Linked DNA regions of Homo sapiens: region 1 is linked to region 2. Evidence: chromatin loops called from intact Hi-C (ENCODE). Cell type or tissue: mammary epithelial cell. All regions are shown on one strand.

Evidence for each region. A loop is a pair of places that touch in the nucleus more often than their neighbours do. Peaks named below come from ENCODE experiments on the same cell type or tissue, not always from the same donor. Only the 100,000 strongest peaks of a DNase experiment are listed, where the experiment ranks them.
Region 1: a loop joins it to region 2, with 3 times the contacts of the local background. A loop is called at or near these places in 4 of 110 quality-filtered maps.

Annotation. Positions count from the first base shown.
Region 1 is chr6:27,088,300-27,096,299 of GRCh38, forward strand. TRP-CGG2-1 (tRNA-Pro (anticodon CGG) 2-1) reads left to right here and starts at 3,443; the gene lies at 3,443-3,514. RefSeq lists a silencer at 3,591-3,640. In mammary epithelial cell, no CTCF peak of the experiment used is centred here; a DNase peak (open chromatin) is centred at 3,632; H3K4me3 peaks cover 649 bases; H3K27ac peaks cover 497 bases.
Region 2 is chr6:26,318,834-26,326,833 of GRCh38, forward strand. It overlaps TRW-CCA3-1 (tRNA-Trp (anticodon CCA) 3-1), which reads right to left and starts at 340; the gene lies at 269-340. It overlaps TRR-TCG2-1 (tRNA-Arg (anticodon TCG) 2-1), which reads left to right and starts at 3,985; the gene lies at 3,985-4,057. It overlaps LOC101928743 (a long non-coding RNA gene), which reads right to left. Exons shown (of 3, transcript XR_241992.5): 3 at 6,040-6,330. It also overlaps the pseudogene H3C9P. RefSeq lists an enhancer at 3,415-3,604. In mammary epithelial cell, a CTCF peak has its summit at 3,361; DNase peaks (open chromatin) are centred at 3,468 and 3,988; H3K4me3 peaks cover 943 bases; H3K27ac peaks cover 525 bases.

The sequences.
Region 1 (8,000 bases), 770 kb after region 2:
CCATCATCTCACCACAATCATCATCATGACCATCTTTATCAATATAATTTCTCTATTGAGCAACATTGTTCAACTTCCAACTGTCAGTCAATTGGTTGGAGGCCTGTGGCCAGACTTACAATAAAGATCCTGGACTGGCCCATTTCCTTAGTCCTCTCTCAACTGAATAAAAATTCAGGTGAATAGAAATGTCACCTGAAGAGAAACCTTATGAGAACTTCAGCAAGTAGAGAACCTCCCAAACTATAAAGATTTGGGAGGCAGTTTACACTGCTTGACTAAAAAGATGGGCTTCCAAGAGGAGATTTTTTAAAGTGTCATATCTTTGAGGGATTCAGTATTTGGTTTTAGTGGAATATAGAGACTTCAGAGTCATAAAACAGACACAGTCATAACGATTTGGGATGCAACTCTGTTTCAGGAGATCTTATACTGATATAAATATCTATTTTTAATTAAACTTTGTATTACATCTGTTTAAGATGTATAAAATAATTTTTGATATACATAGTGAAATGGTTACTATAGTCAAGCAAATTAACATATTCATTATCTCACAGTTATCCTTTGTGTCTCTATGTTAAAATTATCCAAAATCCACTCCTAGCGAATTTCCAGCATATACTACAATATTATCACTATTGTCCTCATGTTGTACAGTAGATCTGTATACTTATTCATATCAGATATCTACAGCTTTTTACCCTTTGGCCTATATCTCTTCATTTCCTCCTCTACTCTTCCACTCCGGATAATTATCTCTCTACTCTGTTTCTGTGTATTTGAGATTTTTGTTTGTTTTTGTTTTTTAGATTGCATATATAAGTAAGATCATGTAGTATTTTGTTTTCTATGCCTGGCTTATTTAGCTTAGCATAATGTCCTCCAGTTTCATCCATGTTGTTGCAAACGGCAGTACCTCCTTTTTTAAGGCTGGATAGTATTTCATTATATATATTCATATCACATTATACCACATTTATATATATATATATATACACACACACACACACACACGCACACACACACTATAATATGTATTATAATTTTTTTAATTTTTTTTTTTTGAGATGGAATCTTACTCTGTTGTCCAGGCTGGAGTGCAGTGGTGCGATCTTGGCTCACTGTGACCTCCGCCCCTAGAGTTCAAGCAATTCTCCTGCCTCAGCCTACTGAGTAGCTGGATTTACAGGCATGCGCTACCATGCCTGGCTAATTTTTGTGAGAGATGGAGTTTTTAGTAGAGACGGGGTTTTGCCATATTGGCCAGGCTAGTCTTGAATTCCTGACCTCAAGTGATCTGCCCACCTCGGCCTCCCAAAGTGCTGGGATTACAGGCATGAGCCACCGCACCCAGATGTATAATATATATATTATATATACACATTTTTATGCACACGCTTCTGCGTGCACACACACACACATACATCAGACAATTTTTTTCTCCATTCATCTACTGAGGAACATGGAAATGCAGATACCTCTACCAGGTGCTGATTTTATTTTCTTTGGGTATATATCCAACAGAGAAATTGCTGGGTAATTTGATATATGTATATATGTGTGTGGGTTTATGTGTATGTGTGTATGTTTGTATATGTATATAGAAATTTGGTGAATGAATCTTGTCATTTGTTGGGAAATTTTATATCCATTGTTCTAAGTTGTCTTCTGTAACTATATCTTTAAGCCACATTTTCTATTTTCCAAGAAATTTGAGTTTATGAATATATTCATATTTGCTAATGTAACTAAGCATGTTATTATGCATGATCTACATGGCCTAGACAAGGACAATAAACATCTCTGTAAAATGACTGGAATATAAGTCCTACGTGGGTCCCCTGATGTGTGTAATGATGCTGATGTTTAGTAATCTTTAAATAATGACCTTTCTCTGGAGTCTGAGTTCCCACTGGTATAAAAGTAAATGAACTATTTATTATCCTTAGAAAAGTTGGATTTGGGAAGGGAAATGTATATTATACTACAAAAATGAAGAGAGAACGAGGGTTTGGGGTTGAGAGTGTGGGTCTGTATATAAAGTATGTGATCCCATTACCATTGTGTTGAGTTCAGAAATTAGTAAACTAATCTATTCAGTTGATTTCAAGATGAACAGAAGTGCTCTAAGTTGTGTGTCAAAGAACAGGTTCTCTGGGAAATTGTTGGGTTCAGGACAAATAATTATTTTCCACACTGAAATATTTAACCTTTGATTTAACATCTCAATATAGTCCTATGTCCCAGCTCCATCTATGCATGAACATGAGATGCTATTTCTTGAGGAGAAAAACATATTTTCATGGAAGTGGAATGTTGAGTCTGAACCATAATCACTTCTAAGTTTTAGGGCAGTTAGGAATGATTACTACTCCTAGGTGTGTGTTTCAGAGGAGTTAGTCAAGATTTTTTAGGTTTTCATAGTACAAAGAAAGCAGTCGGATTGCAATAAGAATCTCACTATTCTAATATTAGTAAGGTGGGCAGGAGTTAGAGGAATGCCTAGTAGCCTCATAATTATTTTGATCCGCTCAGTAAATCCATGTCAAAATTCAAATTAAGTACTAGTTTAAATCTACTCTCCCTTTCAGAAAATATTGATTTCTCTTCACACATATTCAAGATAATCCTTATTTTGATTTGTCCTTGCAAGAGAGTTTCATTTTTAGTAAATAAACAGGTACTCTATAATAATTATTGGATAATTGAAAGAATGAACTGAATGAGATCTTTTAAATTTTTGAAGGTATCAAATTCGGGACAGCAAAATGAAATTGAAAATATGTATTAATTCAAAACATAAATTTTAACATGAATGTAAAATGTGGCTTAGATGTATCAGCTAATGATCTGTTGTAAAAACTTTCTTTGCATTTAACCGAAAGTTTTTGTAACTTTCTTAAATCTGTATGTAGGAAGAAGTTAGTAAACTAACCAAATACATCTTGGTACTCCTGAAAAGTTGACCTTAAGAAATCTCTTATAAGTAGAATTTTGCTGAGATTAGGAATATTCTTTCTGAAAAACTTCTGGTAGCGAAAATATTCCTTGTTAGAGCAAATCATCTAGAAGTCCCTCAGTAACAGTAATATCCAACTTTCAAAAAGGGTAGAAGTGAGATAAGGAAACTTGAAAACTCAAATTTTTCTAAAATATTTTAATTGAAAGCTAAAAATGGAAAAAATGAGTTAAATTACTTAGAGTAGTATAGCAAAGTAGAATAAAGGAGAAATGTTTCTACAGGTGACAAGTTTTACCATAGTATGGTAATTTAAGCTACCAGCAGACCATCCACAGAAATAGCCTTTCCAACCCTTTCATTTATGTAAATGATTGATGGAGTGATAAATATTATTTGGTAACAAATTCTTTGAGGAATAAAAATAAATAATTTGGGAATAAATCCTACAGTAAATATAAGCAAAAGCCATTTCTAAGTGGCTCGTTGGTCTAGGGGTATGATTCTCGCTTCGGGTGTGAGAGGTCCCGGGTTCAAATCCCGGACGAGCCCACTTCATTTTCGCCCAATAAGGTTTAAGGATATTTAAAGTATTTCCCCAAATAGTCATACCCAAAAATATGTACTTTCACCACATCAACAGTAGAATTGTCTAAGCAGGCGAGTACTGAATCCGGACTTCTTCTAAGGGCAGACACCGGAATGTTGATGCGGCTGCAGCTGCGCTCTCCCACCTCTGTCTGTCTCTTCTCAAACCCCGAAAGGAAGACCGTGGGCAGCTCGTGCGCGCGTGCGTGTGCGTGTTTAACCGAGTGCTGGAGGGGAAACGTGAGTTGCAGTCAACCGGTTATCTTCCTCTTATAGGAAGGAGGATTTTAATTTACACTTTTAACTCCAGCTTCGGTGATTACTCTCTGACTCCTAGTGTTTACTACTCCCGCCACACTGGAAAGTAAAAGTCTCCCCAAGTGCTGCTGGTGCCACTGCTCCCACTGCAGTCGACTGTTAGGGTGTCACACTCCTGCCTCTCCTGCTTTCCCCGGTCAGAGTTCATTCCTTTATTTCTTCAACGGATGCATAGCCAATGAGTATGACATGTCACCCTTCAGTGCTGAAAGCTGTGGAGGCAGTGACGGAAAAACATGGTTTTATTTCTACAGAACTTAATATTACAAGTAATTAATTATTTACCATGATGACGCGTTTTGAGAAAGTATGGAATTCCCATGGAAGTATATAGCACCAGGGCTGACTATTGACTCTTGGGAATATTGCTAGCCCAGGTTCGTCTAACTGGAGAGAGAGACCACGAGGAGCAGTCATTAAGGCTGGAATTTCAAAGTTTTTCTCATCCCATGCTCTGGAAATTTGCGGGTACTTTGTTGAAAACACTCAGGAGAATTGATTAACACTGGAATTCGAAACAGGGAAAAAATGGAGAGGAAGATATCAATCCAGTTATTTTGCTCATGCTGTCTAAATTAAAATATTTCCTCAGAATAACTGTTTTGTTTGCTTTTGTGGCCAAGACTGAAAGTGGACACCCACTCCCCGACCCCAATTTCGTTCTAGCTTCATGGACCTCACAGAGGCTCAGCTCGCTCTGCTCATCTTGGTATTCTGAAAGTGTGGATCTTTTTACCTTTCCTTTTTCTGACCAACTTTAAGGGCCACTGAGTATGAAGATGCACATCCTTATTCATAGGTGGGGTGTAATATATTGTCTCTTTTTATAAATAAAATATAAGTGTATAATTTATTTGTAAATTAATGTGTATAATTTATTTGTAATTTAATTTTATAACTTGGAATAGTGTTACTTATTAAGTTTGAAATTCAAAAGGAACTTCCTCTGACCTCTGTTCATTAAGAATTTTCTCTGAATGCAGAAAGTCAGTGTGATGTCATCTAGGCAGAAGAGATTGAATGACCCTTCTCAACAAGGAATTTTACTATCCTAAGAGGGATAAGTTGGACATTTTGACATGTAAAAGTCTGATAGTAAATGACACAGGCAGTCCATTCTAAAATGGTTCCCAGAGTCAATAAATTGGACTCATGGTCTTAGTTTCCAGTTATTTTTAGGGCTTAATTATAATTATGGACCAGCAATCAAAGATCACTAGGCATCATTAGACACTGAAGTTAGTGTCCAATCTGAGAAACAGTGATTTTTTAAAAGCTATTTTAAGAAAGGGAGAGAAAGAATGCTGTACAAAAGGATAACTCTATAGAAGTCTCTTGAAATTAAAATTATGAGAGTAGAAAGAAAAAACTTAATAGAACAATTAACATAAAACCTGAAGGGCATCTCCAAAATGTGGAGTAAAAATATAAGGGGAAACTCCAGCAATTGTGATTCTTGATATATACTCAAATGAGTTGAAAAACCATATCCACACAAAAACCTTCACATCAATGTTTATAGCAGCTTTATTTGGATTTGCTAAAACATAAACAATCAAGATGTACTTCAATAGGTGAATGGATATATTTAATGCAAACTATGGCACAATGGATGGACTATTAATTCATGATAAAAAGAAAGGAGCTATCAAGACAGGAAAAGACATGGAGGAATCTTAAAAGCATACTGCTAAGTGAAAGAAGCCAATCTGAAAAGGCCACATACTGTATATATGATTCCAACTATATAACGTAGTGAAAAAGGTAAAAATATGTAAACAGCAAAAAAGAGCAGTCATTGCTAAGAGGGAGGGAGGGAGGGAAGGATGAAGAGGCGAAGCACAGGGAATGTTTAGAGTGGAGATACTATTATACATGATACAGTAATGATGGACACATGCCATTATACATTTATCAAAGAGGAAAGAGTTACAACATAATCCATAAGAGTTACAACAAAGAAAGTGAACCTAAAGTAAACTACAAATTTTAGTTAATATTAATGTATCAATATTGGTTCATCAGTTGTAACAAATGGACCACAATCGTATAAGATTTAATAATAAGAGAAGCTATAGGAAGGATAGGAGATATATGGGAACTCTTTGTACTTTCTCTTCAATTTTTCTGTAAATAAAAAACTGCCTAAAAATGTCTATTAATTTTTTAAAAGTAAAAAGAATGTAACCAGGAAAGAGCAGTAAAAACAAAACAAAAGGTAGAGGAAACATACTGGAGATTTAAAATCCAAGTAAAGGAAGGGAAGGAAGGAAGGAAGGAAGGGAGGGAGGGAGGAGAGGGAGGGAGGGAGAGAAAGAGAGAGAAAGAAAGAAAAAGAAAAAGGAACAAAAGAAAAGAAAAGAAAATTAGCCGAGTGTGGTGGCACACGCCTGTAGTCCCAGCTACTTGGGAGGCTGAGGCAGAGAATCACCTGAACCCAAGAGGCAGAGGTTGCAGTGAGCTGAGATTGCTCCACTCCACTCCAGCCTGGGCAAGAGAACAAGACTCTGTCTCAAAAAAAAAAAAAAAAAAAAAAAAAAAAAGGGCAGAGAACACAGAAATCAGAAAACTAGCAACAACGAAAAACAAGCTAATATCCCTAACCGAAATACAGGATTTAATGATGTAATAGAGTTCCCAAAACAAGGAATGGAAACAGAAACACACTAAAGCATATCTTTCAGACATTGCAGAACATTGAGGACAAGGAAATTATCCTGAAATAGATAAATAAAAGCTAACTGCAAATGTAGACTCCATAATTAGAATGACTTTGTACTTCTCAAAATGAATACTGGAAGCTAGAAGAAAATAGAGAACTCTCTCAAAATCCTGAAATAAATTTCAAAAGCCTGAAAAATATTTCCCAGACAAACATTCAATCAAGTTGCTGGAGAAGTATTGAAAAGTCTCATCGACCACGGTGAAACCCCGTCTCTACTAAAAATACAAAAAAAATTAGCCGGGCCTGGTGGCGGGCGCCTGTAGTCCCAGCTACTCGGGAGGCTGAGGCAGGAGAATGGCGTGAACCCGGGAGCCGGGGCTTGCAGTGAGCCGAGATCGCGCCACTGCACTCCAGCCTGAGCAACAGAGCAAGACTCCGTCTTAAATTAAAAAAAAAAAAAAAAAAAGTCTCATCTACAATGAACTCTTTCTCAGGAAGCTGCTTTACAATGTACTCCACCAAAATGTGAAGGTATAGTAAGACAGAAAATACATGAGAAATTGGGCATACAGCACCAGTGGCAGGGAAATAAAATGTATAGTACAATGGTGAAGGAAGACATCACGATGAAAACCCCATATCAAGTTTAGAAATCACTCAGTTTATTGTTTTGGCAAGGCTTTTATGGTTATTTGTGATATTTTTTTCTAAAAATAATGTTCAGGAAACAAAATAGGAAAGATAGGTAAATAATATTGCCAAACATAATTATATAAAGGGTGATTACTTATTCAATAAAAATTCTGATATAACTATATTTGAAGGAAAAATTGATCAGAAGAGTGTCTGTGGAGGTGTTTACGGTGAGGAAGAGAAGTGAATCTTCTATTTGTGTAATGGGAAATCAATGGAAAATACTAAGCTTAAAATTAATATGTAGCATATGTATTAGAGTACAATTTTGTCTCTGTAACAAAGACCCAAAAGAACCATAGCTTAAAAGAAGCATTACTGATCTCTCCTGTGACTGTCTGAGGGTGTAATCAATGCCAGGGTGATGCTTTGGCTTCATGGTGTTGGTTCCAGTCTTCTATGTCATGGCTCCTTCCTTCCTACAGTGTGCTGGGTCCAATCACTATTCCATGAAGCCTTCATTCTCAAAAGCAGATACATGAGGAAGAGATAAATAGAGGTTATTTCCTTCTCTTATGGACATAACCTGGAAGTTTTACATACATTTTCTCTCTTATGCCTTTACTTAGAAATTGGTCACGTGATGACGCTGACTGTCAAGGGAAGTCACTGTAATCTTTTCATGGGTGGCTATGAGCTCAGCTAATTTTCCATTTCTTGGAAAAAACAAAAATAATGATTGGACAACTAGCCATCTTTGCCATAGCATGATGACATGCAGGTAAAAACAACACAAAACGCCAAATGGCTGAAAATGTTTGCCTCTACTAAGAG
Region 2 (8,000 bases):
ATGTGTAGGAAAAGTTATCTAATGCCAAAAGAGAGCGTTTAATCTCCCTTTAAAGAGGTGGCCAAAGATAGACTGTCCACGAGGGGAATTCTTCATTTTAGAGTCATAACAGCAAGCCAAGGGCAAAAGAGACAGATCTCACTTATCTGTGAATGCAGAAAACAAAACACGTCCTTTAATGTCAACGTCTTGAGTTCTTTTTCCCAGGTTGACTGACTAAATATCTCAGTACAGATACTTTTGCCCCCTTCCAAAACGCAACCACCCATGACCCCGACGTGATTTGAACACGCAACCTTCTGATCTGGAGTCAGACGCGCTACCGTTGCGCCACGAGGTCACGGAGACCCTCCATTTTCCTTTTAAGATAAGTATCTAATCTTATCCTCCTCCCAAACAATTTCTTTATTATTTGATTTGATCTCTTTTCACAGTTTTGCTAAGGCTTTTTTGAGAAAAATAAGGGAGTGGCTGGATTAAATATTAACCCCAAACCCAAATAAATGCTCCATATATGAAAAACAGTGGTTTCTCAAGTTCAATCTTTCTATTTCTCGAATTTCTCTGTTTCGAGAAAAAGTGTCTATGTGTTGGGTTTAGATTAGCAGTGAAACAGTAATAAGAACGGTTATGAAGTTTGTACTACTACTTTCTGTAAATGCGCTAGACTACTCCCTCTTCAGGAAGAGAATTCCAGCATTGCACTGCCCCGCAAGACCTGGCCTAGCTAGCACTTACTTCACTCAAACCCATCCGCACACCCGCCCCATCCTCAACCTAATGGGATTCGAAAGCCTAACATAAATAATATCTCTAGCCTAAACGTTCACTTCTCAGTCCAAATTCGCGGGCCCTCTGGTCTCTATTGTGTACACAAGCCATTCAGTTCACAACAATAACCCCAAAGAATCCGTTAACATTTACTGAACTCACCGTTTTCCACTAGCCCCATGGATTAACTTCCTCCAGCCTAGCTATTCTCAAGAAGTGCCTCACGGTCGGAAGCAGCAGGGAACCTAGGAAAAAGGGAACCCCACACCTACGAAAAAGGGAACCCCACACCTACTGAATCAGAAACTGGGCGTGGGGCCCACCAGTCTGTTTTAACTAGCCTTCCAGGAGATTGGGATGTAGGAAAAAGTTTGAGAATCACTGTTCCAGCCAAGAAACCCGATATTTTGCTCTTTCAAGAAAATAAGGCCGGGCGCGTTGGCTCTGGGAGGCCGAGGAGGGCGGATCACCTGAGGTCTGGAGTTCAAGACCAGCCTGACCAATATGGAGAAACCCCGTCTCTACTAAAAATACGAAATTAGCCGGGCTTGGTGGCGCATGCCTGTAATCCCGGCTACTCGGGAGGCTGAGGCAAGAGAATCGCTTGAACCCGGGAGGCAGGGGTTGCGGTGAGCCGAAATCGCACCACTGCACTCCAGCCTGGGCAATAAGAGCGAAACTCCGTCTCAAAAAAAAAAAAAAAAAAAGAAAAGAAAAAGAAAGAGAGAGAGAAAGAAAAAAAAAAAGAAAAGAAAAGTCCAGCCTTCTAAGATGGAGGAAGGACAGTGTATTAGTTAACTGTGCTCCTGTAACAAATACTACAGACTGGGTGGCTTAGACAAAAATCATTTTCTCACAGTTCTGGAGACTAGAAGTCCGAGATCAAAGTACTTGTCTGTTTGATTTTTTTTTCTCCCCTGAGGCCTTTTTTGTTGGCTTGCAGGTGACTATCTTCTCCCTCTGCCTTTAAATGATTTTTTCTCTGTGTGTCCGTGTTCTAATCTCTTCTTATAAGGACACCAGCCCTTATGATTTGGGCCCTACTTTCATGATCTCAAAATACCTTAATTACCCCCTTTAAAGACCCTATCTCCAAATACTGTCACATTCTTTTTCCCTTTATTTATAAACATTATTTCATTCATTTCTCCATTTTGCAGATGAAATACTGTCACATTCTGAAGTACTAGAGATTAGGGCTTCCACATATGAATTTAAGGGGGTTGGAGGAAGGCTAAATTCATTTCACACAGGTAGTTTCCAGACGAAGCTGTACTGACAATATCCGAGCCTGGCATAGGGAAAAGGGATAGGAATGGGGGCTCCATGGTGAACATCTACTGTCTCTTTGCTTTTCCCACTCCTGGTTTAGGATTTAGCTTTCTCAGGGCTCTCAAAATCAGCGACTCCTCAATCAGCTTTCCAGATGACAAAATTTTGTTTCTGTTATCTCCTCTCCCTATTTGGATGTATATTTTAGTGCTGTTTGAGTGAGATCTGCGGAGTATGCAAAAGTAAATTCTTGTGTTTAACCCTCGATCTTTACCTGGAAGCATCGTAAGGCAGCGGTGGTTCCCTGCATGTGGAAAGCAGTCTGGTTCTGCCTTTGCCTCTCCAGCTCTCAACTCAAACATTCCTTTCTCATCGTGGCCTTTCTCTCTGCCAATCAAAAGATAAAGCACTCGATCAGTAGTTATTGAAGTACCATATTCCTGCCCTTGGCAGTTATCTAGTTGAAATTTCACAGTTTTTTTATATAGTTTAATATATTTTAATAGCAAACTTACAGGAACAGCACAGAAGACAGACAACATTAAAAACATGTATTTCCATATAGGACAACTCAGAAAAGTATAGTGAATGGATGAAATCTCAGAAAAGTATAGTGAATGAATGATAAAGATGCTACAACACCATTTAGTTTCCGTCAATAAGAAATTTACTTGTTTAAAAAAAAAACAAATGCTGGCATTGTCCAGAAAAATTTAACAGATTTATTTATAATTATTATAAAGTTGAACCGCTGAAACTTGTTCACTGAAACATTTTAACTTGCATTAAGGCTGTACGTTTCCGCATTTATATTAAAAATTCACACCCAAATGAAAATGGAAAAACTGCCAATACCTGATTTCTGTCCCCTATTTTTCCACTCGCAATCATATACCTAGGTACCTTTTGACCCCATGGGAAAAAAAATAACGTTCAGAACTACCAATAACAGGAAGAAGATAATTTTTTTAATGAAATTTTTCCCATCATGGTGGATTCTTAAGCACGTTCTCCACGTATGCGGCGTGCTAGCTGGATGTCTTTTGGCATAATTGTTACACGTTTGGCATGGATAGCCCACAGGTTGTTGTCTTCAAAAAGGCCAACCAGATAGGCCTCACTTGCAAAGCAACTATAGCTGCTCTCTGGAAGCGCAGATCTGTTTTAAAAGTCCTGAGCAATTTCTCGCACCAGACGCTGGAAGGGAAGTTTGCGAATCAGAAGTTCAGCGGACTTCTGATAACGTCTAATTTCACGGAGTGCCACAGTACCAGGCCTGTAACGATGAGGTTTCTTCACCCCTCCAGTAGTGGGAGCACTCTTGCGAGAGGCTTTTGTAGCCAGTTGCTTCCCGGGTGCTTTGCCACCGGTCGATTTGCCGGTCGATTTGCGGGCAGTCGGCTTTCTACGAGCCGTGGTATAGAGACCTCCTTACTTACCCCGCTTCTCCTTTGGCTGGAGCTCGGCGAGCGAGAGGCGGCGCTGGGCTGGCGTTGGAGAGCGACGGCAGGACGGCTGCGGCTACGAACACAATTGCAGTATTTTTTTTTTTTGACAGAGTCTCGCACTGTAGCCCCGGCTGGAGTCTGGAGTGCAGCGGCACGCAGGCGCCCGCCACCACGCCCAGCTAATTTTTGTATTTTTAGTAGAGACGGGGGTTTCTCTGTTTTGGCCAGACTGGTCTCGAACTCCCGACCTCGTGATTCGCCTGCCTCGGCCTCCCAAAGTGCTGGGATTACAGGCGTGAGCCACCGCGCCCGGCCATTAGATTTTTTTTTACCATTAGATTAAACTTCGTCTTTCCCCAACCAGGCTGTAAGTTTTTTTCAGGGGTTGGAAATTCCTTGGTTTACAACAATGATTTCACTATACTTGGTACATTTACAGCTCATAGGGAGGAGATTATTTTCCATCAAAAAATAGTTCTGATTTGTAACCCGGGACCACGTGGCCTAATGGATAAGGCGTCTGACTTCGGATCAGAAGATTGAGGGTTCGAATCCCTCCGTGGTTATTTGAGATACTGACTAGTCTGGTGTTATTTTCCTTCCTCAAAGCTGGTAATCAGAAATGTACTTCTTTCCATTTACTTCACTAAGTTATCTTCATTGTAGATCCCTTCCTTCACATCCCTTGCCTTTGCTCTGTACTTAGTCTGTTTATCCTCTCTCTCTCCACCATAATGCCATACAGTCCATCTTCTGGGCCTGCGCTACTCAAAATTTGGTCCAGTCCCTGAACCAGTAACATAACCTGGGAGCTTCTTAAAAATGACAACTTTTCGAGGCCGACCTCCCTTGCTAGTCCGCACTACACTTGACCTACCTAGAATCGCTGTGTGTAGGCTCTAGGATTCTGGGTTTTAACCAAGCTATCCAAGTGGTTCGTTTGCACACTCGAATGTGAGAACCATTTACAGACCTTACAGGCTGTAGAATGCACTCTAGACCATAAAGCACGTCAGACCCAATTACAATTTAGCGCCAAGCTACGTGAGTTTTAAGGCTATTACGACAGGGGTAATGTGAAGCTCCCACGGGAACCTCTTGGAAAGACTGGGGTACGAAGGAAGGCAGAAAAGAGGTCCACACGTTTGACAAAAGTATCTTCTAACAAATACAGAAGACTGGTAGAATTAGAAGAATCACCATTTGCAACCCTTAGAAAAATAATAGACCAAAGCAACGAACGAGCTTAACGACCTTAATTAAAACCGTTAGGAAAAGGTGGTTGGGAAATAACATATGCTCATGGTGTTAAGTGCCACCCCAAAACTACTTGTCAATTGCAAAGAGAGAAATAAAGAACCTTGGGGGGCACCACTCGGTCTTCACCATCAACAGGATATCCCTACAAGTGCCTTCTGATGTGAAGTTAGTACAGTGTAAAGAACAGCGTCTGGGCAAAAATGTTTAACCTAAATCTAAGCACTCAAATTAATCACAAAAGCAAATTTATCTTCTAATTTAAAAGGAACAAAAATAAATTAAAAGATGCCATAAGGAAATAATGAGACAAATCCAGAATGTAGGACATTCTATGAGACAATTAGACTTTTTTGCTTATTTTGTTTTGTTTGCTTTGTTTTGAGACAGAGTCTCGCTCTGTCGCCCAGGGCTGGAGTGCAGTGGTGAAATCACGGCTCACTGCAGCCTCGACTTCCGGTGATCAAGTGATCCTCACCTCAGCCTCCCGAGTAGCTGGGACCACAGGCACACACCACCATGCCTGGCTAATTATTTTTCTGTTTTTTGTAGAGACAGGATCTCCCTGTGTTTCCCAGGCTGGGGGAAGGAAGGGAGGAAGGGAGGAAGGGAAGAAGGGAGGGAGGGAGGGGAAGATTAAAAGATGTCATGAGGAAATAACAATAAAAAGAAAAAGCTGGGAAACTGTTCTAATGTGAAAGAATAGGAAACATAAAAACTGACTCTAAAAATATATTAGATAAATAAATACTCAGATGTTTTTAGTCACTTATTTAGAGTTTCTTTCCGTCGCCCAGGCTGGAATGCAGTGGCGCGATCACTGTAACCTTGAACTCCTGAGCTCAAGCCATCCTCCCGCCTAAAATTCCGGAGTAGCTGGGATTACAGGAGCGCGCCACCAGGCCAGGCTGATTTTTTAAAATCTGTTTTGTACAGAGGCACAAGAGAAGGGCTTGTTTTGTTACAGGTGCTCTCAAACCCTGGGGTCACGAAATCCCGCGTCAGCATTCCAAAACGTTACAGGCATGAGCCACTGCACCCAACCAGATATGAGATATTTTTAAAGAATTGCTCGATTGTTTTAGTTTTGTTCATGATATTGTAGTTAAATAAAAGACGCATGTTTAGGCGACACATGTTTATGGATTTTGGTGTTCTATATCACAATGTCTGCAAGTGAGTTTCATATGATTCAGTAGAAATAGGTAGATGAGGCTAAGACGGCAAAATGTTAATTATTGAATGTGGGTGATGAGTATACAGATAATTGCCTATTCTTTCACATTCTTTATATGTTTGAAAGTTTTTACAATAAAAAATTTAATTTTTCAAGAAGGCTTGACAGAGGCTGTGCTATTTTTAAAAAGGCCTTGAAGGATGAGCTCTGGGGCTCCAAGCAAACATGGCAGAGGTCAGGGCGAAGAAACCCGCACCATCTGAGATAGGGCTGGTCCTTTCACTTCTCAGGAGTTCCAGGCCCCCTTGACAGAGTGACCAGAAGAGGAGCTGAAAAGGTCGGACAGATGCAGAAGATGAAGGCCTCCCATGTCATCTGCGATCTTCTCGCTAGGCCACAGGGTACCTTAAAGGCATTAAAGGAGGTAAGGGACACAGTCAGAAACACATTCTGGGTTAGTGCTAACTTAGCTCTACTTACATAATCTGCCCTCAACTACATTTCCGGTGTTATCTCTCATCAATGCCCTTCCCAGTACCCCTCCAAAAAGCAATGTTTCAACTAGAGGGAACTTTCTTCAGTTTCTCCCATATTCCTTGAGGTTTAGGTTTGGAACACTACCCTACCCCGTTTTCTCACCCCACACCAATTTGTCTCATTTTAACACATCCTTCAGATCCAGATCTGAGCTTAAGTATAATTCATTCCAAAAATACTTAATTAAGCACCTATGGAGGACTCAGAGGTAAAGAAGGTAAAACTAGAACCTTTCTTCGTGAAGCTTGGAGTCTAAGTGACCCTCCAGGCAACCACCTAAAACCTTTGTGGTTGAGATCCAGAACTCTTTCTGTGGGCTACTTACTGTGTTAGGGCTGCACTTCTCACTTGCACTCAGTTGTTTTATTGTTAACTTCTGTAATCCTTTAGAAATCTCGCTCTCCATTGAATGAGCAGTACCTAGCAAAGTGCTTGGCTTTTGCTATTTCACATAAAAAGAATTTGAAAAAAATAGGCAATTCTCTGTCTCACTACCCATATACAAAGTGCTTATTTTTATTCTAAAAAAATAAAATTTTTGGAAGAATGAATAAATGAATATATTATTTAAGGGATCAGGAACTGGAGGCCAAAAGACTAAGAAGTTGTTGCAATAACTTAATGAGAAGTTTCTCATGAGTACTTCTAAGTACCTAAACTAAGTACCTCATTTTAAAAAGTGGTCTGAGTAGCTGGGCATGGTGGCACGCGCACCTGTAATCCCAGCTACTAGGGAGGCTGAGGCAAGAGAATTGCTTGAACCCGGGAGGCGGAGGTTGCAGTGAGCCAAGATCGTGCCACTGCACTCCAGCCTGGATGACAGAGCGAGGCTCCGTCAAAAAAAAACAAAAAAAAAAGGTGGTCTGAGGGCTGGGGAAGAAGAGCCAGATTTGAGAGCTAATTAGAAGGTTGAATTGAGGGCCTGCTGGGAAGGGAATCAGAGAGACATAAAAGGACAAGGGTAGTCTTCGGTCTTGGTAGCCAGTCTTCGGTTTTGGTATCTCATCAAAAATTTGGATTGTTGGAGGAAATTTAAGTTTGAGGAAAATGATGGAACATTCCTTTGGGGTTGCATTGCTTTTGAGATGCCCATGGACATGCAAGAAAAAAAAATAGGACAACTGTATATTCTGGAGCCCAGAGGAGAGAGATCTGGAGTAGAGACGATTTTCAATCCATCCGCACATGAGCAGTAGTTCATCAATCATTCCTTACCCTTCTTCTGTTCATAGAGTTGGGCCATTGATGAAATACAGAATCCCTGACTTGCTCACTAATACTCACACACACACACACGCATAGTATTGTGGTAATGGTAGTGCAGTTTTAGAACCTGGGGTTCTGCTCTTCCTTTGGAAGTGGTCTTTGAATATAATTTCAAACTATTCACAGAATATCAGATGCAGTTGTTCTTCCCCTTGTGAGAGAAGGCCCCATAAACGAAAGAGGATTTGACCAGCAAAAATATTTTTTACTTTCTAGTTTCTTTCAGAAATGTTCTTTCAGCTGGTTAAAATATTCTGAGTTTTATGAAAAGA